Linked DNA regions of Homo sapiens: region 2 is linked to region 1. The links are chromatin loops, found by intact Hi-C in ENCODE. Cell type or tissue: endothelial cell of umbilical vein. All regions are shown on one strand.

The links. A loop is a pair of places that touch in the nucleus more often than their neighbours do. Peaks named below come from ENCODE experiments on the same cell type or tissue, not always from the same donor. Only the 100,000 strongest peaks of a DNase experiment are listed, where the experiment ranks them.
Region 2: a loop joins it to region 1, with 7 times the contacts of the local background. A loop is called at or near these places in 1 of 110 quality-filtered maps.

The regions. Positions count from the first base shown.
Region 1 is chr12:43,078,538-43,081,037 of GRCh38, forward strand. No RefSeq gene overlaps it. Among named protein-coding and RNA genes, the nearest start is that of LINC02461, 76 kb to the right of the region's middle. In endothelial cell of umbilical vein, no CTCF peak of the experiment used is centred here; DNase peaks (open chromatin) are centred at 634 and 1,154; H3K27ac peaks cover 2,182 bases.
Region 2 is chr12:42,968,428-42,970,927 of GRCh38, forward strand. No RefSeq gene overlaps it. Among named protein-coding and RNA genes, the nearest start is that of LINC02461, 190 kb to the right of the region's middle. In endothelial cell of umbilical vein, no CTCF peak of the experiment used is centred here; DNase peaks (open chromatin) are centred at 1,104 and 1,764; H3K27ac peaks cover 2,245 bases.

The sequences.
Region 1 (2,500 bases):
CTTTGAGAAAGAGAATGTTCATGAGATGTTCAAGTGAAATACCAGGAAGTATGATTTTTCTACCCTGTTAGATTGACTTGGGTTTCTGGGAAATAATACAACAAATTATTGGAAAATGTATTACAACCAAAATGTGAGATTTTGAATATTGAGAAGGAAGAAGATGAGTGAATGAGTGCTACCTTTTGGAAACTACACAATGCTTGATTTGGGAATTGTGATGTTCAGCTCTTTAAATTAATTTGGATATCAAATTATCAGTATATATTGTTAAATAACTGCATTCCTTACATTTTCATGAACTCTTTAAATATTTATCAATTTAGTAGTTTTCAAGTATACTAGGATGTCTTTCTCAATCTTTTTTTATGTCTGCTTTCCTTTTAAGTGTTTAGAAATCACACTTCAGTCTGTTGAAAATATATATACTTCCAGCAGTAGCATTTATTAAAACTGCTTCGGGGACTGCTTTCTGGACACCAGGCAACATTCAGTGTCATAATAAAAGCCTAACTCTGCCCAAAATACAGTGATTAATATAGTTTTTTTTTCCTTAGCTACTGAATGATTCATCAACTATTTATTGGGCTTCAGAAAGACGTTCATAAAGATGGAAAATAACAATTAGAACCCCCCGAGTGTTATTAATTTCCACCCAACTCTCTTGAACACATTACCTTTCATTACCATAATGAAAATTATTCCTACACAGTATGTCTCTCTGTGATCTGTGTGAATGCACACACTTACAAACACAATTATCTTTTCTAAGTAATAGTCTCATGTTATGCTTTTATTCTATTATTATTCTCAAAAATAGAACTGAGAGCAGGAAGTTTCCAATTCTGAATTTGTTTTTCCACACAACCATTCATAAGCCTGTTTCAGTAGATGTTGTTTGTATTTAATTATTACTGAGTCTTCATTTCCTGTGGAAAATATCAAATAAATATTACAAACATTTCTTCAGGTTACATTATTTTAATTTCCTTATGTTTGAATTAAATCTTTGTAAAACATAACCTTTCCAACATAATTTCTAGTGGGAAACATTCATAATTTCAGTGCTGTGAGATCCATATAAAATGTTCTTCCTATAATGTTTCCCTGATGTAATGTTTATCCTTTGGAGAGCCATTCTCATGCATACACTTAGCACTTCCTTCTATTGTCATGCTTAAAATATTTGATTCTCTGTCTTATCTGGAAAACATAATGGGAAGGTTTCACCTTAGTATAATTCTTTTGTTCAACAGAAATAAAAATTTCCTAATATCTTGTGTTCATGAGATGAGTACAGAGAGCAACATTCTTGAACTTAGAATATTTATTACTAATGTTTTATTTGAAGTTCCTGTTATTAATACATAAAACATGTAGATATTTGGTTACTTTCAACTATGATAAGAGTATTTTAATACAATAATCTATAATAATCTAAATAGATAATCTATTTAGAGAGAAGAATCAGGTCAATTGACTTTGTGTTTAGTTTCAAGTTTTCCCCATTCAAGTTTGTAGAAGTAGTTTAAGATAATATTAGTGTCTTGGTGTGATTTGAAGTCATTCTGCATACAAATTATCTGCGGTTCTTGTTAAACATGCAGATCCTGGGATGCAACACTCAACTGAAATAGCTCTCATCCAGTTCCATGGTGATTCTTGTCTTGTCAAACGTAATTATCATTTGACTGCTCACCAGCACTTGCCACAGTGGGTCAATTTGTCCTCTTAACACTTTCTTCTCAGGCATTTGTGAAGGGGACTCTCTTCTACCTTACAGCAATGCTCAGTCTCCTAATTTAGTTTTTCCTTTTCTGAGAATCAGCTGTTGTTAATAAGCATTCCACATAATTTCTCCCTCATTCATGATCTGGCATAATGAACCCTGTGATTCCTTTGTTATCTCAATCACTTATTATGAAGATATTTTGCCCTGTAGTTGAGATGATTTATCATTAATACATTTCATTCTTCCATTGAAAATCTATTATGTTCAAACATTCAAAGAAGCATAATGCACAGTCACTGATCTTTAAGAGAAAGACCCATATGAAAAGTTAAATGATAAAAGGGATAATGAAAGTAAAAGCTATGAATTTATAGAAAAAAATGAGTTTTTGTAAATTTCTTGGAAAAAGTAGGGATTAAATTAGGCAGTGATAGATGGCCATGCTTTAATAAGGTGAGCTATAGATCTAGTTTCTGTTTTACAACTACGAGGTCATAATGGCAAATTAAATCTCAGCTGTCAGATTTAGTCTAGAAGTCAAAGCTGTATTATATTTTAATTTATAACTATTGAGTGAGTAGGTAAGATTAGACCTAAAGAGTACATTAAATCTAGGAATGTACTAGATGTCTAGATGTGAATTGCTTTTAAGGGGGACTATTGTTCATAAGTAAAATTTACATAAATTTGTCAATTTAGGAAAATAAAAAGTTCTAAACAAACTGCAAAAAAAAAAAAAATTAAGGAAAACCAGGTAGCTAAACTTCG
Region 2 (2,500 bases), 110 kb before region 1:
ATAAAATAAAAACTCCTTGCAATCATGCTAGATTCCAGTCTCTGCCCCTCTCATCAATCTCATCTTTCTCACCCTCTCCTTTACTTGTTACACACCAGCCACACTTTCTCTATGTCCTGTAATATACCAAGTCTTCCCTACTTTGGGCCTTAGAACATGCTGACTCCTTTTCTGAAATGCTCTAATACCCCAACTCCCACCAACTAATGGTGACTCATCTCTGAGATTTCAGCCTAAATATCTTTTCACAGGTCACAGCTCAAGCATCTTTCTCCTGATCTCAAAGTGTATATCAGTTCTATTCACGTTTCTGTTTTCTTTCCTACCTGCCTGTTGTTTTCTTACACAGTACTTGTAATAATTTTAATTCTATCTTCTTCTGTGTATATACAATATTTATCTTCCTCCCTAGACTGTAGCTCAAGAGGGTGAGGATCATATCTTTTTCATCACCGTAAACTCATTTCACCACAAAGCTTGGCAAGGAGGATATACTTTAAATATTTAGATTTAATAGGAAATAAATGAATGGAAACATGGCTTTGCATATAAAGCATTAACACTGTGTCTGGCTTATAGTAAGAGTTTTATAAATGCCAACATTTATAATTTTAAACAGCAGGTATTAGATTTAGAGAGTGAGAGGGGTCAGAAAATTTTCCTGGAGGAAGTGACATTGGAATTGAAGTTTGATATCAAGTTCTTACTTTCTCATGTTTTTGGGCTTTACAGAACAGGGATTGTTAGGCTATATCAGTATGTTTTATGACAATCCATAAGAATTTTAAGAAAAAAAATGACTAATCCCTTTACTTTTGAAATTATTTAGCATAGTTTCTTCTGATGTGTTCAAAGCACTGCTTCACATTATCTCTTGGAGGCAGGTCACAGGAAAGATGGTTATTTCTGTTTCAGAGATAGAGAATTACAGAACAAAGAACAAAAGTGAAGTCAGGCTATGTGGTGGACCTTCTGGAACAGATGAAGGAATAAAAGGCAAAGGGCATCAAAGCAAACGTTAAAGCCAACAGGTCAAGGAAAGTATTACCGAATTCCCAGCAAGTTACATGTTTGGCTGCCGCAGGCTACATGCTGGAGCTGATATGTCCAAAGGGAGCATTCCGGAAAAGGGAGTGGTCTCCGTTCCAGCAGTCTGGACTCCCCAGAGTGAAACTCAAGATAGCCTCATTAGGAATCAGGATGGCTCTGTCAGAATAGGCCCTAGCCATGATTCCATGGACTGAAATGACCTCCAGCAGGTAAAAATAAGAGCTGATGAAGTCTGAGGACTTGCAAGGTGCTCACAGTCCTCATTTAGGAAGATTTTCCAGGATATACAGAAGATCTCAGATTAGAATACCTATTTATGGGGTTTTATAGGAAACCACCATGCTGCCACATACTCTATTATTTCAACTTTGCCAACTTAAGCTCATTTAAAGAGCTTAAAATAATCAAAGATGCTAAGTATTTAACATATGTTTCCGTAAAATGAGTGGAAGGAAGAAGGATAAGATCTTCCTTTTGGGCAATTCATTGGCGACTACTGCAGGAAGAAAAAAGTTTTGATTTTTGTTCAAGGAAGTTTTTTTTGTCTTTTTCCATTCTTCCTTCCTGTCTGGCCCCTAAAGTAAAAACTCCCAGAAAGCATAAAAACAGAGACTATCAAGCCTGACTCAGTTTCCTCTGTCTCCTCTTTGGCAGGCTTTTCCCAGCCCATCCGAATCACTGAAATCAGTATCATTCTTGAAATGAATACGGTTGCTTTCTCCTGCCTAACATGCCAGTCTCAGAGACTAAGGCTATGATTTCTTTGAGTCAACTTTTATTTAGTGTTTATTATGGGCCAAACTCTAAACTAAGCTCTAAATCTGCAAAGACAATAAAATAAGATGACTGCCAGTAAGAAATTCTAATCTGCTGGGTAGGGAGAAACACAATTTGCTGCAGTGTAATAATTATTCCTTGATAGACATAGTTTCTATGGGAGCCCAGGGAAGAGAATAAGACCATCAAATCATTCATTTATGGAGTGCTGACCAAAGGCGAAGCCTTACCCTGTATCTGGGAAAGATAAACACTGAAAAAAGAAAAGTTTCATTTCCTCCAGGAACTTAACATGCACTTATGAAAGGCATACACACACACACACACACACACACACACACATCAAATAATATATAATGATATCTATTTTAGGTTCCTAAAAACTAACTGTGAAAAAGTACTCCATGCTCAAAGGTGACTTCTATATCAAGCATTATAGCAGACTGGAAATCCTAAAACCCTCATCTACCTAAAAATGCTCAGTAAAATATTTAATATTTATTTTTAAATGCATTGCTGACCTGGAAACAAATTTGTATGAAGCGAAAAATAATGCAAAAGTAAAAATCCATAGAAGTAAGCCAGTGGTGAAAATCCCCCATTTTCCTAAAGTCACCTGCCATTTGCCCATAACTCAGAGCTTTGGTTTTGTTATTAAATTGGGGCCAAGAAG